7 separate regions of the Homo sapiens genome follow, and regions 1, 3, 4, 5, 6 and 7 are each linked to region 2. The links are chromatin loops, found by intact Hi-C in ENCODE. Cell type or tissue: dorsolateral prefrontal cortex. All regions are shown on one strand. Region 1 overlaps ZNF536 (zinc finger protein 536). Region 2 has its middle 20 kb from the start of ZNF536-AS1. Region 3 has its middle 140 kb from the start of ZNF536. Region 4 has its middle 89 kb from the start of ZNF536-AS1. Region 5 has its middle 100 kb from the start of URI1. Region 6 has its middle 82 kb from the start of ZNF536-AS1. Region 7 overlaps LOC107985345 (a long non-coding RNA gene).

The links. Hi-C counts contacts between places; a loop is a spot of excess contacts. Peaks named below come from ENCODE experiments on the same cell type or tissue, not always from the same donor. Only the 100,000 strongest peaks of a DNase experiment are listed, where the experiment ranks them.
Region 1: a loop joins it to region 2, with 2.7 times the contacts of the local background. A loop is called at or near these places in 3 of 110 quality-filtered maps.
Region 3: a loop joins it to region 2, with 6 times the contacts of the local background. A loop is called at or near these places in 63 of 110 quality-filtered maps.
Region 4: it touches region 2 in a loop (5-fold over the local background); 4 of 110 quality-filtered maps call a loop at or near these places.
Region 5: a loop joins it to region 2, with 4 times the contacts of the local background. A loop is called at or near these places in 8 of 110 quality-filtered maps.
Region 6: a loop joins it to region 2, with 2.9 times the contacts of the local background. A loop is called at or near these places in 4 of 110 quality-filtered maps.
Region 7: a loop joins it to region 2, with 2.8 times the contacts of the local background. A loop is called at or near these places in 34 of 110 quality-filtered maps.

The regions. Positions count from the first base shown.
Region 1 is chr19:30,448,703-30,452,702 of GRCh38, forward strand. All of the region lies in intron 2 of ZNF536 (zinc finger protein 536), which reads left to right. Among named protein-coding and RNA genes, the nearest start is that of ZNF536, 78 kb to the left of the region's middle. In dorsolateral prefrontal cortex, no CTCF peak of the experiment used is centred here; DNase peaks (open chromatin) are centred at 1,559 and 2,451; H3K4me3 peaks cover 2,899 bases; H3K27ac peaks cover 3,513 bases; H3K27me3 peaks cover 934 bases.
Region 2 is chr19:30,648,179-30,652,178 of GRCh38, forward strand. It overlaps a transcript of ZNF536 not described here. Among named protein-coding and RNA genes, the nearest start is that of ZNF536-AS1, 20 kb to the right of the region's middle. In dorsolateral prefrontal cortex, CTCF peaks have their summits at 2,007 (motif pointing left) and 2,208; DNase peaks (open chromatin) are centred at 353 and 2,033; H3K4me3 peaks cover 452 bases; H3K27ac peaks cover 3,635 bases; H3K27me3 peaks cover 652 bases.
Region 3 is chr19:30,226,191-30,230,190 of GRCh38, forward strand. It overlaps a transcript of ZNF536 not described here. Among named protein-coding and RNA genes, the nearest start is that of ZNF536, 140 kb to the right of the region's middle. RefSeq lists a silencer at 1,477-1,866. In dorsolateral prefrontal cortex, a CTCF peak has its summit at 1,591; DNase peaks (open chromatin) are centred at 308, 1,216, 1,641, 2,281 and 3 weaker places; H3K4me3 peaks cover 4,000 bases; H3K27ac peaks cover 4,000 bases; H3K27me3 peaks cover 2,986 bases.
Region 4 is chr19:30,578,989-30,582,988 of GRCh38, forward strand. It overlaps a transcript of ZNF536 not described here. Among named protein-coding and RNA genes, the nearest start is that of ZNF536-AS1, 89 kb to the right of the region's middle. In dorsolateral prefrontal cortex, a CTCF peak has its summit at 1,892; DNase peaks (open chromatin) are centred at 1,889 and 3,209; H3K27ac peaks cover 2,525 bases; H3K27me3 peaks cover 560 bases.
Region 5 is chr19:30,045,041-30,049,040 of GRCh38, forward strand. No RefSeq gene overlaps it. Among named protein-coding and RNA genes, the nearest start is that of URI1, 100 kb to the left of the region's middle. RefSeq lists an enhancer at 1,485-1,564. In dorsolateral prefrontal cortex, a CTCF peak has its summit at 1,568 (motif pointing right); no DNase peak of the experiment used is centred here; H3K27ac peaks cover 2,682 bases.
Region 6 is chr19:30,585,859-30,589,858 of GRCh38, forward strand. It overlaps a transcript of ZNF536 not described here. Among named protein-coding and RNA genes, the nearest start is that of ZNF536-AS1, 82 kb to the right of the region's middle. In dorsolateral prefrontal cortex, no CTCF peak of the experiment used is centred here; a DNase peak (open chromatin) is centred at 2,223; H3K27ac peaks cover 3,679 bases.
Region 7 is chr19:29,728,182-29,732,181 of GRCh38, forward strand. All of the region lies in intron 2 of LOC107985345 (a long non-coding RNA gene), which reads left to right. Among named protein-coding and RNA genes, the nearest start is that of C19orf12, 15 kb to the left of the region's middle. RefSeq lists a silencer at 356-550 and enhancers at 2,511-2,560, 2,681-2,730. In dorsolateral prefrontal cortex, CTCF peaks have their summits at 2,460 (motif pointing right) and 2,665; a DNase peak (open chromatin) is centred at 2,500.

The DNA.
Region 1 (4,000 bases), 200 kb before region 2:
TCATCATAAAAAACCTTTTTACAGAGCCTCTTAGAACAGATCTCTAGAAGAAGGCTTACAATGAGTGGCAGAGACGTCCTTTGTTATCTGATGTAATTCTTTGCAAAGAAGGATTGGGAACGGAGTGGCTGTTTAAAAATGTCTTGCTCAGACCGAGATGAAGAAGGGGTCAAGTTTGCAATCAAACAGTTATTGCCGAGATGGGCGACTGTCACTGGCTAGGCTAATGTGGGATGCAGCTGTTTGTTATGTGAGCAAAAGAATGTTTGAATCAGTGAACATGTGAAAATGATTCCAGTGAACCAGAAAATGTGTTTGTTCTTTGGCTCTCCAAACTGCTGAGAACCAAGCTTAAGATCAACTGCGAAAACTAGGACCTCTGACAAATTGAGAGGTCATATTTTCTAACAGAAAATGGACAAAACTAGTCACACAGATCACTTCCCCATCTTCCCCCTTTGTTTTATTTTTGTTTTGTTGTTGTTTATTTGACTTACCAGTAATTTCACACCGTGGTCAATGTCATTCAATGTAGCCTCCGTGTACAATGCAAAGAGAAACTGTTTGGAAAGCAGCAGCTTATTAATTTTACTTTTATGGCATTTAGAAAGCGGGGTGGCTGTTTCGATGCCTCCTCATTTCTGGCTTGCATGCAAACACTCTTATGGCATTAATCTTTGCATCTTTCTCTAAAACCTCCTCTAGGGCTGAGCTCGAATCCTCGCTTTGCTCTGAGTCAGAACACAACCAAAGTTCTGTTTCTTCAGATTTTGCTTTGGAAATCACACTCAGAATAATTAAAACTTAATGTACTAAGAAATGATACTGTTCATTATATCCAACAGGGCAGTTACCTTCTGAATTCCACATAATTTTGGAGTGGGGATAATTGAAGTGTTGATGGTGGGAAGGGGGTAATTGAATGCATTGACCCTCTGTTCATTAAATAAAGTCGGCTAAGTTACAGGATCAATGGAAAGCCAGGGAGAGATGCGAAGATGAAAATATCGTTAACCCCTACTACTTCTGGTATAATATTTTGAGATGGACAAGGATTATTTGGTCAGCTGGGCTAAAAGCCTTGCGAGGTCTTCTTTTGTTGTTAGAGCTGCATTCCTGAAATGCTGGGTCTCCATCCCATTGACCACAGCATCAAAGGCCTTTATCTGGGGCGCTTTCGCATTTACATGGGGTGTATAGTGATATGATAGATTTTCTTTCTTTTCCACCTCTTTTTCTCATGTGGCTCCCCCTCCCTGCCCCCGTTCACGATAACCGGTGCCTGCTCCACACACAAACAAATCCAGGCACCCAAAAGAAGAAAAAGAAAAAGAAAAAGAAAAAAAATTTGAGTTTGAGGATTAAGATCTTCATTTTTTTTTTTTTTTTTGCTTGTGCATTCCAATTGTTCTTAAAATATTTGGCAATGTCAATTAGTAACTGAGCAGAGTTAGCTGATGAACACAATTTTCCAGTAGACTGAGCACCCTATTGTTGCCGAGCGAACAGCAGATTTCTGAGGTCATTATCATTCGCTGGTTGCTTGGCCCAGCTGCTTCCTGCTGCAAAAGCCAAACTTTATACCGGAGCTCGGGGAGGCTGCAGCAACAGGGGGCTGGAGGGGGGGAGAGGGGAGCTGGCTGCAGAGCCGAAGACAGTCATTATCAGCAGAGGAAACAGAAAGTAAAAGTTTCCAGGCAATTCCAGGAAAACTGCCGGAGCAGGCTTCTTCCTCCTGTTCCAGTCCAACCACCTTCCACCTCTAGGCAGGGAATTAAAAAGGACTTGGGGAGACCCCCCTGGGCATGGTGGCAGCTAATCTCTTTGTGGAGGAGAACTTTGGAAAACAATAATCCCATTTATAAATAATGCTTAAAAATTTTTTTAGCCCAGGCTCAAGCATGTGAGTGATGCCCTCTTAGATAGCCTCCTTCATTGTTATATATTTAAAAAATCATTTTAAAAATGATATTAGGAACTTGAAATTAGTCAATTTGGGGATGACAAATAGGCAACATTATTTAATTTTCCAGAGGGACCTTATGAACAGATCATAGTCTGAGATTCCTTTTAAAATCACATTTAGCCTTAAAGGTTCCCCCTACGCCTCCCCCTGTCCCCTGCTTCCTTATTTTTCTGCCCCCAGCCCACCCCAACTCCAGCCTTCCTTCCCCACCTCCTAATTTGGGAACTGGTTCAGTGAGATGAAAAGCTGCACTTTTTTTAAAGCTCAGCTGTGAAAGCCGAGCGCCATATGCAGCCCTTCGGTCTCTGCCGTGGAAGCGTGTGCAGGCGGCCGCCGTGTTTGCGGAGATTTACGGAGGATCGGCTCGTGTGTGCCGAAGCTGTGCCCAGGCGGACGCCGGCCAAGGCCCGTCCCCTGAGCTGAGAGCCGAGAGCTGAGGTGGCCGCCCGCCTAGGCGAATAAGCCGGCTGGTCAGGTGGCTCCTGGGGAATGTCAGATGGGGCACAGGGTCAGAGGCCCCCGTGTCTTCCCCTGGCGGCCACCTTTCCGCTGGGGCCCAAGGGTGGTCTGTCCACTTGGGACGCCCTGCTCGTGCCGGGATCGCCGTTGCTCTCAGATGCTGGTTCATGTGCGGCTGTCACATCATCCTCCTCCTTCCCCGGAGCCGGATGCCTACCAGCAGTTTCTTTTTATAAACTTCCCATTCACTTGGTAGACTTGTATCATCTCGTGCTTAGGAGCGATGATTTGGGAACAATCAGTAACACTTCGGGGCTTTTACCATCTTTCTGACCCCTTTACATGGAGCCATAAATCCCGCTTCTCCGGGGCTGCTTGATGCCAGTCCACCGTCACTTGGCATTTCAGAAAGAGGGTACTTGCACAGGCTCTGAAAGTCTTCAGACTAGGAGTGTAACATCAGAGATGTGTGGCATAAAATTGCAGAGGCAGAGCACCCTCTCTGCTCCAGCACTTAACAGGCAGGACATGGTTTTGCTTGTGAGGGATTAGATTCGAGGCCGCGGAGTCACTCAAATGTGTTTCTCTGGCGGCCTCACTTGGCCCATCTGTGGGATGGACACCGCTGTTGCCTGGGCTGCCCTTCTGTTTCCAACACTCCTGCCCACGGAGCTTCTGAGGAGCTCCATGAAGCTCTCCTCCCTATGCATGTTAGCGCAAGGGACGGAACAGTTCATTTAAACCTAAATTTAATGGAAATAAGGAAAACATAGATTAGCTAAGGACAGGTTACAATGAGGCAAGGAATTAAGCGGTCAATTTTCAAAACAGAGCTTGAAGCATTAGCTGCGTGATTTCCATTGACTCGAATGGGAGGTTCCAGGCTCAGGTCTTGACCACCACCTTGGGTGTGTTGGGGTGGGAGTTAGTAATTTGCTTTGCAGACAGCCACAAGGTGTCCCTTGATTGATGGTTTGGCCAGAAGCAGGTATCACGAGCTTCCAGGATCTGACTCTTACCCACTCCCATGCTTACCATGCACTCAGGTAGCTGGGAAATGATGCCCACTGTGTTATGTGAGCCCTGCCAGGGGCCACTTCTGCAGAGCTGGGGCAGCCTCTGCATAGAGGGCAGATTGGGGTCCTTCTGGCCGCCCAGATCCCTTCACTGCCAGGTTGCTTATCTTTCTAATTCTTTCTCTGGTTTGAAGCTTTGTGTCCTGTTCATAGGAAGTGCGTTCCCAGGAAGGGTAAGGTAAGACTTTCTTCCTCTACATCTCAGTGCATTTCCCACGTCTGCCCCTTCTCCCTGAGAAGTTTCTGGCAGGTAGCCCTGATGTCTCAAAGGGGTGGGGACAGGGCTGGCTTCAACAAGGCCTGTTATACTGGCCTCGATATTCCACTGGTTCTAGAGAGAGACCGTGGGTATACTTGGAGACCTAGAGATGGAGACAGTGAATTTCATGGGAAAGAACTGTGCAGGGAGCATTTGGAAGCCTTTTGAGCCTGGGAAGTCAGGGGAGTGAGTAGTTAACTCCTTTACCCGTAGAGCTGTTTTGGAGCATTGATGGCAGGG
Region 2 (4,000 bases):
CGGGCTTTCAGATGCTCTTAGCTGCAGGTGCCCTGTCAAGGGGCTGGGCCCACAAGAAGCGGTTCCGAGTCCCCAACCTGCGGCCGCGTGGAAGCCTCCTCAGATAGCACTGTTCCTCTCAGCTTGACCTCATTTCCTTTTCCAGTACAACCCAGATCTGCGTGCTGAGACATCACTCTCAGGTTGTAAATTCTACACCAAATCAAAAGGCCAAATCCTTTCTGCAAACCCACAGGCGCTCGACCTACATCACACCAAGGAGCCTGGCCCCGATGGCTATCTCAGGACCCCTGGGCAGGGGCAGCAGAGGTGTGAGCCCCCACCCCTCCAGCACCAGCTACTGGCCTTCTGCAGGACAGCAACTTCCCCGGATCAAGTGGCAGAAACAGCATCAGCCAACGTTTCCACAGAGTATGAGTCATAAATAGTCCTTTTCACATTGTTTCACATCAAAAGGCAAGCAGCCTGTGCTGTTCCCCGTCCCTCATCCCTAACATAGAAGTGCGTGAAATTTGCCCACAAACAAGGATTTGAAATTTTAAAAGCTCAATAAAGGTAGTCAATAGACACACTCCAGTCAGTTTTTAAAAAGTGTTTTTAATTGGGTCAAATAGCATGTTACTTTGGGGAAAAATAAAGATCATTTAAACTGGTTCTTTTAGTTCACATGTTTTTGAAAACTGATTTTCTGGTGCAGACCTAGTTCGAAATATCATCCGGAAGTGCTGATGATAAACGGGTGGGCCCAGGGTTCCCTCTGAACTTTAGGGGGTTCTTCTTCACTGTTTCTCCGACCACTGTTTCTTCACTGAAAGAGTCTATAGTCTCTTCACTTCAGGGCGATGGGGTAGGACGGCTGGGGTCCTGATTCCATAGTTAACCAGGATCAACCCTGGGTCTTGAGCCACCTCACTGTATGCCCGACAGCTGCCCCAGACAGGGAGGACAGTCCTCTGTCAGCCTCTGAGCAATGTTCCAGAAGCAATTTATAGATGGACTTGGTGAGCAAAAAGTGAGAGTCACAGGTGCTTCATAATAATTGCTTGCACATTTCCAGAATCGGACATTCTGTCATTTAATAGACCTAAAACTAAAAAGCTTTTGTCTGTGAAAGGTGACCAGTAGAAACAGCGTTTGGATTATATGATATCCCATAACTTAATCATATGGCTCTTAACAGGGGGACATACACAGCTGTGTCTCACTAATATGCATGCAATATGTGTAAACTGATACGCTTTAATTCTAAACTTGTTTTTAGCAGGAAGAAAAAAGCATTTAGATGAGGAACATTAAGATTCAATATTAACCATTTTTTCCCCTTTGGGCAAAATTATTCATCACTTGATATTTATTAAAGCAGCATTTTCCTTTTTTTTTTTTTTTTTTGCTATTGTGAGATGCATCCTGCTACTGATTTTCCAAACATCCTCAAAGTTATGTGGCAAAGTGAAAAAGACACAGGAACAGCCAGTAGCCCCTTTGGGGTCACAGGAAAACAATAGACTTGAAAGATACACACTTGTTCTTTTGAAGCCCGAGAGTCATCCTAACCCCTAGGACCTAGTGACAGGGGCAAAGTTGGAGTAATTAATTTAGAAGGGGGCTGACTGGTTTTCCACCTCTCCAATTACACATATTTGATTTGCCTATCCTGTCTGACGTTTTAATTGTTAGTTTATACTGGTTTAATCTGAAATATTTAAGTATATTTGCTTTGATAATCTTAACTAAAAAAAAAAACTAAGACAAAGGAATTGTAGATTAGAGACTTTATTTTCAGGGCAAAATGATACGGGTAAGTGAACATCAACTGACCAGAAATTATTTGCTTCTGTCTGTTAGACACGTAATGGAGTCATTTAACTAGTCAAATTAGGAGCTGCAGAAATGCACCATGCTTCATTACTGAGTTCGAATGGGCACCATTTTACATTTACGTCAAAAATTATCTCATAGCAAATTAATGTTTTCATTGTGCAGAAAGGCTGAAGCTATGCAGTGTTAGCGGCACCTAGAGGCCATTGCGAAAATACTTCAAAGGGATGATCTGCAAACAAGGACAAAATGATCAATAGATGAGTGGTGGTGGTGAGAGCCCTGACCCCGTTTGAAAGTAAGAGTAGTCATTGAATCAGATTGGCTCTCTTGGTGACCATATGAAGCTCTGAGGGGCCATGACGGTTTTCCTAAACTTGGCCTAGAACTAAATGTGCTGAAAGAGCCCCAAAGATTTCTCTCCTTTTCTTGTTACTCTTTAAGTCCTGAAAATATCTGTTTTTGTTTTGTTTTGCTTTGTTTTCACAGTTTGAGTTTGCTTTTTCTTTTACCTATGGGCTTACATTATATCAGAATCTCATATGTTAGCCGATGAGCATTTCTGTAAATAAGCAAGGAGAGATTTTTTTTCCTCCCACATTGTAAATTGGCATCCTTAGAATCTTTCTTTTGTCATTGGTAAAAACTTGCTGTCCGTAGAAAGAGGCAACACATGACACTGTTTCATCTTAAAAAATACTGAACTGGGTAAATCCTCCATCCAAACAGATGACCAAGGTTGGTTGTTGTCCCAAGAATGTCAATCTCTGCTCAATTTAGCGAGAAATCATGTTAAATGAAATGGCAAAGCCCTCACCAATGAAAATATGTGTTAAAATGATCTGCAAGTCGTCAGTGACGCTGGGACGTTGGAGCATACTGTCAGAGCAGAAGCAAAGGAGAGAATGGAAGCATATAAATAGCATTGAGAACTCGAGAATATTTCAAGACAATATTGATGTCTAAAATATATGTGAATGACTGCATAATGATCGAGGCAGACATAATTCAAAGTACAGTCAGAATCTGGCCTCCAACTCAGAGCTTTAAATTCTCCAAAAGACATCTGTTTGCTGAGAAAGCCTCACCAACAGCTGCGCCACATAAAGGGGAGAACCCGGGATAAGGTTGGGAGTTGGCAGGTAGGGGAGCCTCAGAGGGGTTAGGTGGGGTCCTGGAGGGCGGGCGCCCACCTTCACTCCACAGGTACCGGAAGCGGGGCTGCTTTGGACAAAGGCGAGGGAGGTGCCTGTATTTCCTAGAACCAGGTAGCAAATGTTGCCTGTGTGTTTCATCAGAAAGCGCCCCAGTTGGGCACTGTGCCTCTTGGATGCTGACAAGAAGATTTGACGTTACTTCTCTGGTCCTTAACTTTGTTTACCCAGCTGCTATTCTTCCCATACTTAACTCTTTCACCGTGCAGAAAGCAAGGGGGAGGGAGGAAGGGAAGCTCCAGGTGTGATTTTTCAGAACAAAATATAATGCTGTGATTTATTTTTAAAAAAGAGAATAAGCACGAGGAAATTGAATAGCATCCATTTCATGCTTAACCGTGGTTCACAAATGATAGTTTGTAATTAAAATTCTGTCTGCAAACCTATTCTGCAGACCCCAAAAGAAAACTTCCTCAGAATGTTATCAACTCTCCAATTTCTGTAAAGATGCCATATTTTCAGATTTCAAAGAGAGGATCTCCTTTTGAAAATAAAGAATTGTTGGGTATCGTATGAGCCTGCTAAGTACAGCATTTTAAACCCACACTGTGTTGAAAAATTCAAGAATTTGGCAGTGACCTTAAGGCCACAGATAGGATAATGAAAAATGAGGCGATGAGGGCAGTGTCTAAAGGAACTACTCTTTTGTTCTAACAGAAGCTTTGTGTGTGTGTGGCTTAAGCAAGTGGTTCAATAGAATTTCTTTGAAACAGAAACAAAAATGCTAAGAGCTGGTTACAAGTACTCTGGTCTTCTTTTCTCCTTAAAATGCAGGAAGAATTTTTACCTCTTCTCATGAATCTTGTCTGCTGAAATGTCTCAGTCTTCATGTTATGTTTACCAAGGCCAGGCCAGAGGATCTGATAATTTATAACCATTCCTATTGGGTTTTATGTAATAACTTTGGAACTCATATAAAGTAATGATCCACAAACTCTTTTAATGTTCATTATAAAATATGAAATATT
Region 3 (4,000 bases), 420 kb before region 2:
GCCCCGGGAAACTTTCAAGAGGGTCTGGGGGGTGGGGGGAGTAAAAAGGGGAGGGGGTAGGCTGGGGCCGCGGAAACTTCTGCTCAAGTGACTTTCCCCATTTTCTCCTCTGCCTGGGACGGGGGTTCGCCTTGCGCTCTTTCTCTGGTCCGCGCTCACTGCGGGGTTCCGGCCCCTCCGCCCGTGGAGAGAGGGTAATTTGCAACCTTTTTTTTTTTTCAATTAAAGTTAGCTGATGCTTACAATGTGTCAAACTTGCGGGCGCCGAGAGCCGCTGAGATCTGCCATTTTGTGATTGCATCGGCCTCCTGTGCCCCGGGAGCCTGGCCAGGCTGAGGCCGGAGAGTTGGTTTCAGGGCTGAGGTGCCAGGGTCCGAACCCGCGACCCCAGGAAAGGCCGTGGCGCCTGCAAGCGCAGGCGGCGCCCGCAGCACCTGCCCCAGCCGGGCCTCGGCCTGGGGGCCCAGCCGGGGGCCAAAGAGGAAATAAATAAATAAATAAGTAACAGGTTATGGAGGGAAAAGAGCCGGCCAGTCCCAGGCTGGAGAAATGAGGCCAATCAGAGCGAGGAAGTGCGGGCGTGGGGGCTCTGGAAGGCAGAGGAGAGGCAGGGCTTGCGCGGCGTCTGGGAAGAGTGCAATCTGGGGGGACGCCTCCCGTCCCCCCAGCGCAGATGCATGACTGGGGTAGGAATGATCTTTGCTGATAAGCCTTTTTCTGTTTGCTTCAAGACATTATTTTTCGAAGATGAATTGAGGAAAACAGTCGTAGGCGAGACTCGGGGTGTATTTTAGGCAAAAAAAAAAAAGTTAGGGTTGGGGGAGAGCTTTCCTTTGATGAGTAGGAAAGTGTCCAGATCTCGACGCGCCCATCTGTTGCAGTTTTGCAAATAATTTAAAATATAGATATCTCCATATAGACGGATGTATGTGAAGTGGAGGAAGGTCGAAACGCGGGGAAGTTAGGGAAAAAGAAAGAAAAAGGGCTGGGCAGAGAGAGACCTGTGTTGCTCACTCTTCACTCTGCGGAGTGAACTCCGGCAGGGCTTTCTTTGGGGACAGGTGGAAAGTTAAGTCCCCCCCTTTTCACTTCTGTATTGTGAGTGGTTCCTACTGTGTGCCTGTTGGAGAACATGTCCACCGTTCCCGAGTTAGGTGGAGGATTGGAATGTTGGGGGGCGGGGAGCGTTGGAGTTGAGGACGCAGTGGCCAGGGGCTGGGGGCCGAGAAAGAGCAGGGCGGGGTCTCAGCCCCGCGTGCGGGTGGCAGCGGCGGCCGGGTTTTGTTTGCCAGATATTGTTATGTCTAACGGGTGCCTCGCCGGAGACGTGATTTGTCAGCCGCCTTCGTTTTCACTTTAGCAGAAAATACGGCAGCTGCGAGGTGTCCCGGCCTGCGGGGCTCGGGCACCCGGTGCGTCCTGGGGGCTGGGTCGTGTGCGCGGGTGGGAGCCGGCGGCCGGCGGGGCCGGGGCGAGGGGCGAGCGGGAGGGGCGGAGTGAGCGAGCGCGCGGTACGGCCCTCCGGTTCCTCCTGCGCCTTCTCCCGGCAGCCGCCGCCGCCGCCGCCGCCGCTGTGCAATTTAGCAGAAATCCGACAGGGGCCGCGTTTGCTGAGCGCATCCGGCGGCCGGGCAGCCCGAGCGGGCCGCCGGGCCTGGTCGGCCGGTGTAGAGGCGCGGAGGGGGCCGGCGGAGGGGACCGGCGGGGATGGGCGCGGGAAGCACGCCTGACCAGAGCACGCGCCGTTCCCCAACCCTGGTGTCCCCGGCGAGTTGGGCAGCCCCGCGCGCCCTGACCTTGACGCCCCAGTCTCCAGCCAGGGCTTAGGTGAACTTGGGGTGGGGTGTGCGTGCGTGCGTGTGTATGTGCGTGCGTGTGTGTGTGTGGAAGGGGTGGTGAGACTGGGAACGCGCTGTTTTCTTTCCCAGTTTGATACTAGCAACTGGATTTTTACTTTAAGACCGGCTTTGCTCTCTGCTGGGGTTGGGAGGGGGGGCGATCTTTTCCCATCACTCACATCTTTGTTCATTGTTCACTGAGTGGAAGGCAGGCGACTTAAAGAGACGAAAGAGAGGAAAAAGGGGTGAGAGACGGAGAGAGGAAAAAGAGGGGGGCGGCCAGAAGAGGGAAGGAGAGGCGTGGGGACAGGGCCCCCGCCCCCGCCGGGGTCGGGTTTGATGGTGAAATAGTAAACCCACGCACGGAGGGTCGCCAGGAAAGTGGACATTACCGCTTTAATTAACTTCGAGATGCTCCGGCGGCGGGACCTGGCGTAGCCGTGACGCGCCCCCATAAATCTGCCCGGCCCGGGGCTGCTCCGAGAACTCGTACAGTAGCGGCGTCAGATCCATCCCGCGCCTCCCAGTCCGGAGTCCATTTGCATAATTGGATTTTTTTTTTTTGCCTCCTTCTTTCTCCCTGAAACTTGTTTGAAAACCCAAGTGAAAACCGCGACGATCTGCACACTCAAAAGCAAGTGCCAAGTAAGTGCCCTGCGGTGGCCTCGGCGCGCCCCGGGGTGAGCGCGCAAAGCCGGGAGCGAGGTGCCGCGAGCTGCGCGCCGCCCCGGGCCGGCCTCGCGTGTGGGCGGCTGGGCGGCTGGGCGGCGGGAGGACGGCCTCCGCGGGCTCCGGGACTGCCCGGCTGGCTGCTCGCACAACTTTTTTTTTTTCCCCCGTCTGCTGACTTTTCGGGCCAGGTGAAGTGTTTGGGCCACGCGTGTACCTGTGGCGAGACTCGGGAGGCGATCTTGGGGGGCGCGCGGTCGCAGTTGGGCATCTTGCCTGGGTCGGGGGCGGGCAGTCGGTCCCAGTGGCCGCCGCTGAGGGCAGAGCTGCGAGCGAGCGGGGCCGGCTGCTGGTCGCGCCGCGCCGTAAATGCAAGCCTGTAGCCAAATGCTTCCCCCATTATTCTAAGGTTTGTGTCTGCGTGTGCGTGTATGTATGTGTGTGTTTGCGCTGTGCTTTTAAACAGAAAGAAAAGCAACCAAAACAAGAGCAGGAAGGGCTTTTTCCTTAGCTCGTCCCCCTTCCCCCAGCATCATTTATTTCTTTTGCTTGAAGGAGAGTGCAGACCTTCTTTGCTAAAGACAGGGTCACCGAGAGATTGACAATTCTGTTGGAAATGCCATCAATCCTATAGCGAAAATGTAGCTGCATTTATAAAATACCAACCCTTGCCTGATAAGGAAAGTGGTTTCACAGTGTCTCAAATTTTATTGAAAATATGTAATATTATTATAATGATTATTTACAGCGTTCAGAACCCAGGGGAAAAGTCGATTTGCTTGGGGGAAGACTAGAACCCTAGTTCTTGTTTGCCGGCCAGCCTGGGAACTTGCCTGGGGCTGCGCCCACCACCCTGAAAGCTGCTGCGGGTGGTGGGGGGGGCTCAGCTTTCAGTCCAGGGAGTCGCAGGGGGTCGCCCCTGCAGCCCTCTGGCCTCTGCTCGGGGAGAGCCCAGGGCTTCTGGCTGAAGGCTGCTTTAGTTATGATGTCATTCTGATAGCGGAGTGCAAATGTCTCCTGATTCCACCATTAACCGCCTGGCTGATTTGCTTGGTAATGATAGCACTGACGTCCTGCTCCCTGACAAATGCAGAACCGCCGAGCCCTAGGAATTAACTTTTCCCCCCACTGAGGAGAAACCCGGCTGCCAGAAGTCTCAGCACTGGGCCTCTGCCTGTGGACTTTGTCTGCCTCAGTCCCAGACACTGACATACATGACAGGCCCCTGGGCTGAGGGACCCGTTTTCCCAAAGTTTAGAAAACTTTTAAGACTTTCATTTCCAGAAGACCCTTAATCTGGTCAAACTTAAGTGCGATTGTGACCAGGCAGAGATATTTGCATGTGACCAATGGCAGGGACTCTGAGACCATTGCATGGAAGACTTGCCTCCTACCTTCAGCCCCTTAACTGTGTCTTCATGTTAATATCACTGCAAGTCAGCCGGATTTAGTGTTGATTTTTAACTAGTGTACAATGATTTAAGATTTCTTTT
Region 4 (4,000 bases), 69 kb before region 2:
CCAGATTCCTCATAGAAATAATAATAGTATCTACCTGACATAACTATATAAGATTACACATGTAAAGTCTTTAACCCTGTTTCTAAGACTTAGTTATTGATCATTAACTGTGAGTTACAGGCTAGTTGTTCTTTTACTTATAGCTAGAAAATCACTATCTGTGTTCTATCTTTGGAGTGTAAGAGAGTTTAGAGAGGTAAAACAAGAAGAAGAAAATGGCTTGCACCTGATCGAATGACTAATGGGTTTTCCATGACAGCTATAGCAGTTAGCTACTGCCGTGTTACAAACTTAGTGGGTAAAACAACAGCAATTTATGTTTTCTCACAGGTCTTTGGGTCAGCTGGGTGATCCTGCTGATCCTGGCTAGGCTCAACTGATCTTCACTGGACTTCCTCATGATTCAGTAGGTGGCTAGGTCAGCTGGAGGATGGCTGGTCTAGGATGGCTTTGACTGGGGTTCCTTAGTTCTGTTCTGTGTGGTCTCTCATCTCCAGCAGGTTAGCCTGGGCTCGTTCTCATGATGGAGGCTCTTCCAAGAGAGCAAATGGAAACGCAGAGGCACTTCTGCCCAATTCTGCTTGCAAAGTTACCATCAATCATCCCACCGGCCACAGTCACATGGCCACACCCAGAGTCAGTGTGGGAGGAACCTAGCAGAGGGCATGGATGAAGGAGGCATGAGCCTTGTAGGTACTAATGCAATCAATCTCTTTCTGTCCCCACATCCCCAAGGGGCACATTGAGTTATATGGACAGTGGTGTGGCAGGGTGAATCTAATACTTTAGAAGATGTTTTAATTCCTTCAGTCTCAGGACAGCACTCTGGTGAGATGTTCCATTATGTTTTTCTGGTATGCTCTGAGGTCTTTCCTACAACCACCTGCTTTACCACCACTGAACCCATTCTTCCCACAAGGAAAACTTCCTTTCTTCTTTCTGCTGGTAGACTCTTTTTAAGAAAGCTGTCTTGAAAGATTGTATGGCTTCTTCACAATGTCCTAGTTCCAAAGGCCCATGGCTGGGATTGAGCAGACGCAGTTGCTGAGTCTGAAAGCCCCTGGCCTCCCTCTCCCTGTCACCCCTTGCTGGCTCCCTCCCTCATCTTCAAGGTCCTCTCCTGCTCTCTTGCCCTCAGGGGATCCATGTTCACCCAGTGGTTCTGGTATTGGCAATGCACCTGAGCTGCCCCAATGGCCAACATTGGGTCCAGGCCACAGAGAGCCCCGGGCTGGGGACCCCTTCCCTGCTGTACCCTACTCGGAGTTCTAGGTCCCCCTTATGCTTTCTGGTTTGTGCTACAGGGAAGGGCCCATGCTGAAGAGACCTATGGTCTTGCAGCGAGTTTCTCAAATGCTCCTCCTGCCCTTGATGGATGGGAAATGGTGTCTTTCAAGGCACTGGCATCCAGAGTCTGACCCTAGTAGGTGTGGGTGTACTCAGCACAACTGTGGTCAGGTGCCCGAGAAGCCAAGATTAGTGAGGCACACCTCCACATGCAAAAGCAGGGGCTCTGTCTGTGGAGTGGGGTACCTGTGTGTTTCTGCGGGCATGCCAGGGAGGGTATGCTGTAGTGGTGCTGGGAGCAAGACTCTCCCAGCCCCTCTTCCAAAGGAGGCTGAGGAGCTGCTGTGTCTCAGCCAATGGATGCTCTGGCCCAGACGTCATCTAAGCCCTCTGGGTTCAGGCTCCTATGATCCTGTGTGGAGCTGCAGAAACAATAGGGTCTCGAGGAAATTCCAGCTCATCCTACTCTTTTCTTCCTCCCCTTTGGGCCCGTTTCTCACCAGGGTCTCCACAGTGGTCAGAGCAACTCCAGCTCCTGGCTGCTTGGAACTCTCCCTGCTGGTGACCCCACTGACATCCTCCATGGATCAGATGGGGGCAGCAGAGACTGTGTCCACAGGAAGTGGACAGCTGTGACTGCAGGTGGCCCCAGCATTTTCCAAGACCTGTAGGAGCCCATCGGTCCTCATTCGATCTGGAAGTGATTTTCCTAGAAGAATTGGGTATTAGCTTCTGGAATTATGAGCAGGAAAAGCTTGCTTTAGAAACTCCAAAATCTGATATTCCATCTGAATTTAGAAAAGCAGACCTGATCAAATTCACTATGTAAGTAAAACTACTTATTTAGAAAAAGAAATAATAGTCAACTAATAAGTTCAACTACTTCTCCTGCCTCTAAATTTATGATGGAAAGTTAGAGTTGCTGGAGACAGTGGCTCCCGCCTGTAATCCCAGCACTTTGAGAGGCAAGGCGGGAGAATCACTTGAGGTCAGGAGTTTGAGACCAGTCTGGCCAACACAGTGAAACTCTTTCTCTACTAAAAATACAAAAATTAGCTGGGCATGGTGGTGGGCGCCTGTAGTCCCAGCTACTCAGGTGGCTGAGGCACAAGAATCACTTGAACCCGGGAGGTCGAGGTTGCAGTGAGCTGAGATTGTGCCACTGCATTCCAGCCTAGGCAACAGAGCCAGGGTCCATCTCAAAAAGAAAAGAAAAAAAAAGTTACAGTTGCTTGTGGTGGTTGAAGATTTGGCTTTGAGGACTGGAAACAGCTCTTGCAGGGGACAGAGAGAGGCCGAGATCAGCTGATGGCTGTGTCCTTTCTTGGGAGGACTTTCTGGATGTCTGTGGCTGGAAGCAGGACAGTAAAGAAAAGGAGTGGGCCAGCGCAATGGCTCACCCCTGTAATCTCAGCACTTTGGGAGGCCGAGGTGGGCGGATCACGAGGTCAGGAGTTCAAGACCAGCCTGGCCAACATGGTGAAACCCCATCTCTACTAAAAATACTAAAATTAGCCGGGCATGGTGGTGCACCTATTATCCCAGCTACTCGGGAAGCTGAGGCAGGAGAATTGCTTGAACCCAGGAGGCAGAGGTTGCAGTAAGCTGAGATCGTGCCACTGCACTCCAGCCTGGTGACAGAGCCAGAGCGAGACTCCTCTGTGTAAAACAAAACAAAAACAAAACAAAACAAAAAAGAAGGAGTTATGTCCAAGAGTCAGGAAGACACTGAATGTCGCAGGATTCCCAGTGGAATCCTCTGAGGGAAAAAAGAGAGGTGAGGGTCCGCGGTCCTGCTTCCCCAGAGGTGAGGCAGCTTTTGGCCATGTTGTTGGTAGCAAAGACTCACTTTCAGCTCTGGAAGCTTTGGCTGGCAGCTGGGAAAACAATGTAATCTGGAAGTTCAGGGAGACCGAGGCAGTGACACACAATGGGCAGACGTGCACCAAAGGGAGGAGGCCGAAGCTCTATAGGGTGCCTACTGCCAAGGGAGCCTGTGGGTGTGATTCTACTGCTCACACAGTTGAAAACAATTCTCTACATGCTGCAGCTTCCAATTCTCTACACAGCTGATGTCCTGGCTTCTCTTCCTAGTTTCTCTTTTTTTTTTTTTTTTTTTTTTTTCAGACAGGGTCTAATTCTCTCACCCAGGTGCAAATGACCAGTGGTGTGATCATAGCTCATAGCTCACTGCAGCCTCAAACTCCTGGGCTCAAGTGATCCTCCTGCCTCAGCCTCCTGAGTACCTGGGACTACAGGTGCATGCCATTATGCCAGGCTAATTTTTTTATTTTTTATAGAGACGATGTATTAGTCTGTTCTCACACTGCTGATAAAGACATACCCAAGACTAGGTTATTTATAAAGAAAAAGAGGTTTAATGGACTCACAGTTCTTTGTGACTGGGGAGGCCTCACAATCATGGCTGGTGGAAGGTGAAAGGCACGTCTTACATGGCAGCAGACAAGAGAGGGAATGACAGCCAAGTGGAAAGGGAAACCCCTCATAGAACCATCAGATGTCGTGGGACTTATTTGCTACCATGAAAACAGTGTGGGGGAAACCATCCCCATGATTCAATGATCTCCCACTGGGTCCCTCCCACAACACGTGGGAATTATGGGAGCTACAATTCAAGATGAGATTTGGATGGGGACACAGCCAAACCATATCAGATGTGGTCTCACTATGTTACTCAGACTGGTCCTGAACC
Region 5 (4,000 bases), 600 kb before region 2:
TGAATGTGCTTAAGAGCACGGAGCCGAATGTGACCTGTGCAGGTTTTCCACACGGCCAGGACTCAGACCTGTGTGTGTCTTCTGTGCGGTTGTTGCACACTCCAAATCTGGTCTGTGTGGGTTCCTTAATAAGAAAGTCGCTGTAGGAAAAGCTGTCCATGTTGGAACTATGCAAAAATCTCTGAGAATTGGAAAGTTTTCTGGAAATCTATTGATTTTTTTGAAAAGTAAGGAGGTCAGTTTCCAATAACGATGAAAGGGAAGAAAACCCAACCAATGAATCTATGATTACTACCACAGTGGGTGTTTAAAACAGAAATATTTTTGGAACATGACATTTTATGTTGCAATGGAATCAACTGATGAGGGCTTGGGATGGGGGATTCCCTGATGGTTAATATCAGATTGACTAGGGACATTCTTCCACGCCAGCCAATCTCAGGAACACGGGAAGACGTGAGGGCTCCACAGGGTTAAGTGTGGACTGCCCATGGAAGAGCTGAGGGTTTCCCTATAATTATTCTTCATACTCTTCATCTTGGTGATCATTAACTTGGCATCAGCACCCTTTGGGGGCTATTTGTCCATTTTCAGCTGTTTCCTCTTGAACTATAAAGGCTCTCTCAACTTTGAAATGTACTGACCAGGCCACACTAGTAAGTTGTGGAGCCTGAATATATGGCAGCTGATGAATACAATGATGATGGTAGACATAGCCTTCCTTACGACGGGAGCCGCGGAAACCATCAGTCAGTCGACACCTTTCTGGTAACCTGGGCGTGGTTCATTACCCAGGTGGCATTCTCTTGCTTTGGAAATTTAAAAAATGGCAGATTTCTGTGTCCTAATAGTGGCAAATGCAGCTGTTTTTGTTGTTCATTTTAGCAAACTAATGACTTCTGCAAAAAGACGAACCAAGATTAAAAGAAATCAGATGTGTGTATTTGGTATGCAATATTTTTGTATTACAAATAGCTACATTCTAACCCACATTAACCCCATGATATGTGAATTTTGCCAACTCCTGCTATGTCTTTTAAATCAAATCCGGTAAATCACTATGAATGTTCTAATTTCTAAACAAACTAGTCTTCCAGTAGAAGTGCTTTAACACTGTACTGCAAATTAGACAACCTAAGATAAATGGACCATCTTTGTTAATTGTGTAGTTTAATTGATCAAAACTACCAGATAGGATTTTTATAGTGATTTTGCTTAGTATCAAATTCTATACTATTAAATAGCTTGTGAGTCATATATTTGGGGTCATTAAGATATATGCTGTTATTTAGCGTCTGTTAACCTTATTAAGCACCTTCTTTTTGGTCTAGTTCATGTCACAATATGAAATTGCTTTTAATTGAGATGACCAACTTCCATTACATTGTTCAACCCCTGTACAAAGCACTTTTCATTTTTGCTCTATTGATCGAGCAGCAATTGACTTGAACTATATTCAGAACCTGGTGGGGGAAGATGGGAGAAGATTTCTTGAAATGTTCTTTTTGCTGGTGGTTTTTTTCTCTGCATACCCCGCTGTTTGCTTGTAACTAATTTTGCATGCCAGTAGGTAGCAGTGGTGAGCAGAGGCACAGACAGAAAGCTGCCAGTCAGCGATTATAAATTATTATTCATTTCTGTTATAGGTGGGGTGTGCAGTCAGTTACAGTAATAATTACCAGGACTAGAGGGTTTCCTAGGCAACCAATTTCCCCCCTCATTCATGCTGTTGCTGAGAGAGTTCCTGTAAAGCATGACATTGCTGTATTCTGAGGTTTGTTGCCCCCCTGCTGCTCCAGGTTTGAGGTTAGTTACAGCATCATAAGACGCTCTCAAGCATAGAGAACTCAGGCTGGGCTTAAAAAGCATGCCGGCAGCAGGGCCTCTCCGCTGCTGCTTCACTTTTAAGGGACAGGGTTCCAAAAATGCAAATCCTGCATCTTGCTTGGTAACAGGAAGATCTCTTTAAGTTGCAGAACCTTTTATTTTTTATTATTTTGAAGATAGTGGATCATTTCATTTTTATAGTTTTATTATTTGATAAAAACGTGCAGAGACAGACCTAAAACTAGACTTCTCCTTAGGATTTGAGTCTAATAAATCAGTGGGGAACTGTCACAGCTAATCATGGTTGTGTTTGTTGTTTATTCAGTTTTATGAAAATGGCTCATGAAGAGAAAGGCAGCACTCTTCCTGCAGCAGCAGAATTAGTCCTTTATGTAGTAGGAAAATAATGGAAACCACATCTATTATCCGGGATCTATACATGAATCATATTATCCTATATTTGGGGGCTCTCCAATCTTTCATTTTAATGAACTTAACATCAAGTGCTTTGCAGTGATAAAAAAGTAGTATTTGTTTGTGTCTGCTGTGAAAAAAGATAGGGGTTCATGTTTCAGTCTTACGTGGAGATGTGAAATGTTTATCCATTTACAAGGCAGAAGTCACAAACCCAGACACAAGGCATCCGATCTCGTCCTCTGCTAGATGATTACAGACATGTTCAGTGCCTCACATTGGACCTGTGTATTTATCACCGCAAGTTCTCAGCAGGATGTAAGTTGTCTTCGTCAGTGTTCTTGGTGGGGACACCACCAGCGCTAGGCATGACCGATGAGTTCCTTGTCTGTGAACCATGACTGGGCTCTTGGACTTCTGGAGCTGCTTATACTTCCTGCAGGTGCCTGCTGTGTATTCAAGGGTGTGGTGGGGAACCTGCAGTCAAGTTCCAGGAGCAGCGAGGCTGCATGCAGGCTGGCTTGGTCCTGCAAGAGGCCACTGCTAACAACTCTATGCCTTTAGCCTTCCCTGGGTTTCTGGAGGAAAGCTGCCTTCTGCCCTGGACCCAGCTCCATCCTGCTCCGGAAGTGGCCCTAGGGTCCAGCTGTGCTGGGCAGTGAGACCTGCCAGTCACCATTTGTCCAAAACGTCTCACTGAGAATTGGCTTCCCACTTGAGAAAATCTTGAGGTCTAGGCCAGGCGCGGTGGCTCATGCCTGTAATCCCAGCACTTTGGGAGGCCGAGGTGTTTGGGTTACTTGAGGTCAGGAGTTCAAGACCAGCCTGGCCAATATGGTGAAACCCCGTCTCTACTAAAAATACAAAAATTTAGCCGGGTGTGGTGGCGGGTGCCTGTAATCCCAGCTACTAGGGAGGCTGAGGCAGGAGAATTGCTTGAGCCTGGGAGGCAGAGTTTGTAGTGAGCTGAGATCGGGCCACTGCACTCCAGCCTGGGTGACAGAGTGAGACTCTGTCTCAAAAAACAAAACAAAACAAAAAAAGGAAATCTTGAGGTCCAGTTTCTTGAAAACATCTCAAAGGTACTAAACATAAGTGCTCAGTCACCCTGTTAGATGTGGGCTTATGGAGTGATTCATAAAAATGAAATATGGACTATGTTTTTGATATAGATACTGTAAAATGTAATTGGCTACATGAATCCATCAGGCTGGGTTCATCTGTAGTTTAGGTTTACTTTAAATTGCTTAATAATCTTTTTAAAAGTATTTATAAGCCAGAACTATGAGACTAGCACCTGCCAGCCCAAACAGTATTATCAGGGAATCCCAGTTTTTTTTTTTTTCCCCCTGAATCGTTTAACAGCCTAAGTAGTAGAGTGTCTCTTGAAACGTAGCAGTCTGCTATACTTCAGGTGGGGACTTCCACACAATTTAGCAAAGAAAATAATTTTTAAAAATGTTCCTATTGCATACTACTCTGTGGCATAAATTATTTAAATGCAGTGCTTAGCCAAACTAATGTTACAGATTAGATGATGAACTGATAACGTCATATACAGTAAGTTAAAGACATGCAATGAAGTCGTTATTTACTTATGGACAACTACCCTTGCAAAACAAAGTCAGGAAAAGTGGGTGATGTTCAAATGAGGCCATTTGAACTGTAGCTTCAAAATAATCCCCTTTAATTTCATTCTCTGCATCTCTAAATTCTGGAGAAAGAAGGAATGTCTTCATCATCAGAAGGACCAGTCTCC
Region 6 (4,000 bases), 62 kb before region 2:
CCAAGGAACTTTCATTGTCTGTACCACATAACTTGATGTCTGAAATATCAGTATTTGTCACACTGCAGTGGAAAGGTGTTTGAGCTAATATTTTCTTTTATCCCAGAAACATACACTGAGCTCATACGTATCAGTCAATCAGACAAGATCCTCTATATACTTCCTCTAATCCCCCAATCACCCCTGCCCTCCTGGAGCTTACACTTAGTCTGTTTGGATCCCACCTCTGCCACTTAATAGCTATGTATATTTGGGCAAGTTACAAGCTATTTCTAAGACTGAGTTTTATCATCCGTAACATCTAGCTGACAACAACTTCTCTGAAACAGGTTGCCCAAGTCTCGTTAATGTGAATACCCTCTGCTTATCCTGGTTCCGTCGCTGGATGGAAGAAATTTTGATGGACAACTAGGTTGCTTCATTGTTCTATAGAGGCAAAAAGGGGAGTGGAAATCCCATAAATGGGTCCCAGCATGCGCTGGTTAGTGAGAATGTGCGGCCACCATGTTCTATTGCATGTTAGTCACGTAAGTCCTAAGGTCAACCTTCTGGAGAGGAAGACAAATGAATTCAGAATCAGGTGGACAAATGCATGTAACTGAAGGAGTAACTGACATAAGAGCACCTTTTGAAAATCAACTCAAAAAGCCATGGAGTTTCCTTCCTTCCTTCTTTTTCTGCCTTCCTTTCCCCTTCTGGTACTTGATATAATTTCCACTATTGACTATCATTTTTAAAAAGGCTCTCCTGGCCAGCCAACTTCTAGAGGATGGTCATAAGCTGGTAAGCAATGAAGCAACTGTACCTTCTGGAAATTAATTACAGGTTCAACACAGCCTGCTTTTTGCCCACCTGTAAAATAGTGTGTGGATGGAGAGTACCATGAGTATTGCATAGTATTTAATATGCAGTCTTGTAGTCCAAGAAACACTTGTCAACATTATGTAATAATCTATGATCAAAAACTAAAACTTGTCAACTTCAAGAATCAGTTGCATTCTAACTCTACAACTGAAACTCATTTAAAAGTATATGAAAATCATGAGGAAGAGATTCAATTAAAATTAATTGAAAGTATGGAAAAATGATTTGCAGTGATATAAATCAGTACTTATTGCTTACTTTAGCTTATTCTATAAGGGACTCTCTAAGAACAACTAAAAAGATTTCTAAATGTGTAAAGGACAAATAACATGACTCTGTCCACACATATCTTGAAGATTTAAGAGGAGCTATGATACCTTTTTCCTTCTAGATCCTCAACCAGCCTTTCCCATCATTGCTACTTTTCTGGACTGAGAGACATAGCAGAAATCCAATTGCAAAGATTTTTCTTTTTATTTTTTTAACTTTTGAGTGTGCATGCAATTTCACTGATAGCAGGATCTCAGCAGAGAAATTAACTTCAATAATCTATGGATTACAAGACATATCAAACCTTCAAAGCAGTCCAATGTTAGATCTATTCTCAGAAGGGTTTAAATGGCTTTAATAGTTAACAACAAATGATAGAATGCATTTTCCCAACTAAATCAAGATCAGTTGGTATTACTCTCCCATTCTCCGAGCCACTTAATTATGGCAAGCATGGTCTCCATCACCCATGGTGAAGCCCTTGAAGTGCTCATCCCCCGGGGGTGCCTGGTTTTGCTTCCTGGCCTAGCAGACATGGCAGGATCCAGGCAATACTGAAGGGCCTGGTTAGACTGTCCTGGGCAGCCTGCTCCAGCATGCCATCACTCATACCCTTCATTGTCAGTCGAACTATTGATCTTCAGCCTCCTAAACTGGAGACTTCATTCCCTGAAAGGATTAACAAGGACATGTTTTAGGTGGCAGACTTCTGGGGAAAAGCTCCATCCCTGGAAGACTGGCCATGGGAGTGGTGCTTGCAGAGCTAAACGAGTCGAGGCATGCTTTATGAGAGACGAGGGAGAAGCCCGGAGCCTGCATGCATGCAAACCCTTTCTGACCTGCTTATTCCCCATTAAATTTGCAGCCTGTAGCAGTGCTCAGTCTGAGGTCCAGAAGGTTAAGTTGAAGTTGCTTCTGTAATTGGTGCATTAAAAAGGCACTTCTGTTTACTAACGTCTTGCAATCAGTTGGTGCATGCATGGCCTTGCCACTTGTGGCACTCTTCTTCCTCTTGTGGGAGTCCCTCTAGATCTCATAGGCCCCAGCTGCAAAGTGCACTCAGTCTTCATCCCAGAGCAACACGTGGCTTCCCAGTGAGCTCCCTCAGGCGGCAGCTGTGCTTTGAATCACAGATGCACCTGCTGGGCTGGAGGTCACATTGTTAGGCGCTGATCTTTACTGGCTCATATGGTGGTCTGGGGTCATTTTGGCAGACAGCACCCTAGCAGAAAAAGCAGAGTGTTCTGTCACCTAACTGTTGAGCATCACCACGGCAGTGGCATGCCAGGTACAGCCCTGAGCCCAGAGTCTCTTTAGATACATATGTGGTCATGACTGCATTAGTAGGAATTGAGGGTCCTGATCACCATGGTCAGTGAGGGGGACAAGGTCCTACCTGTTTGGCCCCAGTTGACCCCTTTGAGGAGGAGATTGGCAGACTAAGGCCAGCCAATGGGGAGAAGCAAGAGGATGGGAGGTCCTGAAGCACATGAGGTGGCAGTTTCCCTGTGTGAGGGGACCACTCACACAGGGAGTTGCACACAAACATCATGGGAAATGCATTCCTGTTTCCATTTTTTTTCTAATTTTTCTGATCCAAACCAAGAAGAAAGTATCAGTTTGGTGCTGCTCTGCCTTTAACACCTCTCCAACATTTGCTCATCACAGTTTTTAACCCAGAGAGAGAAGGTCTTAGGCCCAGAACCTTTTCAGGCAATTGCTTCTAGCTGGTGTTTAATAACACTCTCATGTTTTCATTGTTTTATTTGTGTGAATATTTTCTAATTATGTTGAGTACTCCTGGGCTTCCGTTTATGGTTCAGTTATAGAGCTTCCTTTTGGAATAAATTTTCTTAAAAAATAAAAAAGAATTAGTTATTTTTTTAAGTAAGGAAATAATAGTACAGGTGACATGCGAATATGGCAAGCGTCATAGAAGCATTCTAAAGACAAGCATGTTTTGGAAACATTGGGATGTGAGGTGTGGCCAAAAGAATAGAGCTATTCAGACTTGGTGAAAGGGAGCTGGGGTGTTTCTGAATGTGCTGGAGAATCCCCAAGAGACCTGAGAAGAGGGATTTAGAGAAAGTTAGAGGACATTAGATTTTGGTTCTCAATAGGAAGGAACCTCCTATTAATTATCACCTTCCAACCCTAGGGCCATGCTTGGGAGGGCTCTTTGCATCGGTTACCACCATCTGTATTTGCATCTGCTCTTTGTGTTGGTTGCAACCATCTGCATGGTTTCCATGGAAGAAAGGCTCTGCATTGCCCGAGGTCCCTCTGATTCCAGGATTCTGTGCCCTAGACCCTCTGTTGGCTCTTACAGGCCATGAAAGGCAGCGATGTTGACTCTTCCTGCTGGAGATAGCAACAATAGAGCCACACTTTGGTTTAAGAGGTTGCTTGAACAATGAGAAGAGGGTTTTCTTTTCTTTTGATTATTTTCTTTTGAAGTTGAGGAGTCCACCCACAACCATGTTTTTCTTGAACTGTTGTTGCTGTTGAAACCGATTACCTCCTTCTACTGGCAGCCCTCAGGTTATGGATGTTTGAGAATGGAGTGCAAACTGTTTATTTGGGGGTGATCTCAGGAAGCACAGGTAGGGGATAAAGAAATGAAGCAAGGACAAAAAGCAAAGCAAAAAGAAGGGTGTGTTACCAAGCTGGTCACCATAGTGAGCAGCACTGGGGGACAAGGTAGAGCTGGGCTTAGAGTCCACCCAGTGGAGCAGCAAGGAAGCTGGGGTGTTCATTCTTCAACTCTGTATCCATCATTGATGGAGGGTTGCTTGTAGTGGAATTAACCCTCTGGCACTTCCAGCCTGCCCTGTGTGCAGCCTGAGTGTATTTTCATCACTAGAAA
Region 7 (4,000 bases), 920 kb before region 2:
ACCTTTTGACGTCTACAGCCCGATTGTAATACACTTAAATGTGTATTCTCCACTCCAAGGTGAACATGGGATGTGTGTAACATGCATGTTTGCTTATCACACATGTGTATGGCCTCCTTCCAAGAATATTCATAGCTCTTCCTATATCCCGTTGAATATGTATACCTGGCCAACCCATTCAGCTTGAATTCCTGTCTTATCCCCTCCCACCCTTCCTCAAAGTGCCTGCCTATTGGCTTCTACTGGAGACTACACTTCTTAGCCAGTCAGGGTGGCTGCCTTGCAGGTTGTAACTCTATATGAGAAATAAAGCCCTCCTTTTCTAAATGATTTTTAATTATTTTAAATGAGTGATTTTTAAGCTAGCAGACACCAGCCCGGAATCTCTAAAGGTTGCTGAGAGAGGTGGTAAGAGCCACCTGTGCGTTTCTCCTGATCAGGAGCCTCTAAAGCCTGATTCTTCAGGGTTCGCCTCCTCGCCTCCCTCCTCAGCTCCTCCAGCCCTCCCTCTGTTCAGTGTGCCTGGCCCAAATGAACTGGGAGCTCCAGACCTTCTCGGGGACTTCCCCAAAGTCTCTATAACACAAGGTGTTGGTGCCACAGACTTTGACTGTTGGGTCTACAGTGGCCAGTGAGGGTTCAATGTAGCGGCGTGGCTCACCAGGTGCCTGGAAGGGAATATTGAGACCTCCTGGTTCTTGAGAGTTACTTGGGCCCAGCCAGGCTCTCAGCATCTTACAGGGTCTCCTGCTACTCTCTTATCTGTGGACCAGCCTCTTCCTGGACTCCTTTTCCCATATCAGGGACAATAAAACACTCACCCACTCCAGGCCACAGCTTTTGGGGTCCAGAGCTCTGAACTAACACCTTATGTTTAGTGAGGTCAAATTTTTAGGCTTAGTGCCCATCTTTCTTCTACTTAGTTTTATTTTAAATTATTTTTTAGAAACAGGGTCTCACTGTGTCACCCCGGCTGGAGTGCAGTGGTATAATCATAGCTCACTGCAGCCTGGAATTCCTGGAATCAAGTGATCATCCCACCTCAGCCTCCTGAGTAGCTGGGACTACAGGTGCATGCCACCACACCTGGCTAATTTTTAAATTATTTTTAGAGACAGAGTCTCCCTGTATTGCCCAGGCTAGTCTTGAACTCCTGGCCTCCTGCCTTGGCCTCCCGAAGTGCTGGGACTACAGGCATGAGCCACCACACCCAGCCCCACTCTTCTAAGTGGAGGGAAGGTTTAGTCTGCCCCCGTAACGAATTATGCAACACTCTTTCCCCCTTAGAACATACAAGCACTCTGGTCAAAGTTTCTGAGATTTTATTTTAGGAGCATTTTTCATTTTGGCTAAACATAGACATATATACCCACAAGACTGCCGGTTAAAACAAATAAAATATCATCTTGAGGAAACAAGCACATCTTGAGTAAGTTTCTTTCAAGATGTTTTGGTGCATTCTATGCTATCACTTTGCAGAACAATTTGTTGTCCATGCGGTAACTTTAGGGGCTGTCTGAGATGGTCTGTTCCTAAAAGACTGTGGATGGGAGAGGTGACAGTAAATCCTGGAGAGTGGAGTGAATCCCAGCCATTCTGTGGACAGGTGGGCTGAGGGAGAAGTTCAGAGGGCACTCTAGAGTGATTTGCAACGTCTCAAACAGAAATATAACATCTTCTTTCATCCTCTGCAGAGTCTGGAGCTAAATTCACACCTTTTTTTCCCCTTCCCTCACTTAAAATCAAATTCTCGCCCTTAATACTTCCTTTCAGAACTGCACCGAAAATGACGATGTCTTCTCATGCATATGAATTATCCAAAGTGTAGGAAGATGCGCCCCCACTGGAGTACGCTGAAGCCTTTAACCCAAGTACATTTAATGCTGCGAAGCCCCGAGTGAGGCAAAGGTGTCTTTTTATTTTAGAAGACATTTAGGACAGTTCATGTCACTCTGCACAGATGCACTGAAATTGATTGTGGGGCAAACTATAAAGAGAGCTTATGCTCCCCAAATCTGTTTCCGAGCCAGGTAGGATGATGAATTCTGAGGTGGGACTGAGGGGGAACGGTGGCAGCTCTCTCCCCTGCACGCACCGGCCAACTACTTCCCCGTTTGGACATTGGCGTGACACCCTCCTTCCCTGTTCATCTGTGAAAATGTGCAGCGTTTTCATTTAAAACCTCCTGCTCCAACATGGGGCCTTCTGCAGACCGCAGGGACCCCCAACAATTACTTGTTGGAAGAACAAATGAAGCATAAAGCATGATACTTTATTTTAAACATACAGGTGGCACAAATTTATTTCCAAAGATTTAAGCACCTGATGACTTCTCCTTAGAGAAAAAGCAATAAAAGGAGCCTCTTCTGTCACAAATTTCCACTTAGCATGGTTTGTGCAGAGGCAGAATTTCAGGCTTTTACCACTGAGCTCTGGACATGAAGCAAAGCTAACACTAGAGGGTGCTATAGATTAGGAAATCCAGGGACCATGGGCGCCGGAGCGCGTTCAAGACGCTGCCCTCCCGATTGTAACCTAACAAACTGAGCGTGTCACTTTGCCAGAATTTACCCCTTCACCATTTCTGCTATGATGAAATTATCCAGATATGTTTAATTTGAAATTTTAACTTAGTCTGTGATTATGTGGAATTTCAACACTGGCTGTGGCCCAGTGCAGTGGCTCACTCACACCTGTAATCCCAGTGCTTTGGGAGGCCAAGTCTGGTGGATAATTTGTGGTCAGGAGTTCGAAACCAGCCTGGCCAACATGGTGAAACCCTGTCTCTCCTAAAAATACAGAAATTAGCCTGGTGCCTGTAATCCCAGCTACTCGGGAGGCTGAGGCAGGAGAATTGCTTGAACCCTCAGGAGGCAGAGGTTGCAGTGAGCCGAGATCACGCCACTGCACTCCAGTCCTGTCTAAAAAAAAAAAAAAAAAAAAAAAGGACTGAGCCCAGGTCTGTAGGATAGACACTTTGTGTTTGTATCTTAAGTACTTTGCGATCTCACCCTTACAAACCTGATACTAAATTCCACTTACCTACTTCAGTCCTTCTCTGAGGGAAGGTGGAGTTTGGAGGCAATTTTAGGAAGCAGGATGAGGAAACAGGGAAGGTGACACAGTGAAGGACAAGCCAACACAAGGGTGGATTACCAAGGCTGGTCCCCTCTACAGGCACCCAGGGCTCGGTCCCACGCGGACTGCTGAGTAGACAGAAGACCTTTCAGAATCTTCTGCCTCTCCCCCATTTGCTGAGAGTTCCCTGGGAACGGTAACCCCCGTACCTTCGGGCTGAACATATGTTTGCATGCTGAATGGGCTCTTTCTGCCATCCCATGCCACAGCATTCAGGAAGCCCTGGGGCCAAAGCAAACAGCATGCTTGAGGCAAGGTGCTGTGAGGCCCAAATGAGCTGAAGCTTGCACAAAACTGCTCACCACTGCCATAGCTGAATCAGCGGAGGCCAGGAGGATGCGAGGCGGTGCCCGTGATTGTCTGATCATCTCCCTCTTGGACCGCTGAGACTCAGGCATGCCCTGCATCAAATCCAACCTGTCACCAGGTCTTCAAGGGGGAGGCCTGCGGAAATCCTACTGTGAATGAAACTACAGTTGCTATTCATCGTCTCCCTCCTGCACCTACCACTCCAGATGTCCCTCACTCTTGGCCAGCACTTTGGCTTGTTTAAGTTGTGTGCCAGGTGAGGTGACCACACCTTCCCCCCTGCAGTTTCTGAGTCTTTCCTGAGCTTTGTCTTGGTTGGCCCTTGGCTGCTGTGACTGCCTATTTTATCTAATTGCAGGTTCAAGATTCACCAAGAAGGCAGGGCGCAGTGGCTCACATCTGTAATCCCAGCACTTTGGGAGGCTGAAGCAGGCAGATCACTTCAGCCCAGGAGTTTGAGACCAGCCTGGGCAACAGAGCAAGACCCCATCTCTAAAGAAAAATAATTATTCAGGTGTGGTGGCACATGCCTGTAGTCCCAGCTACTCAGGAG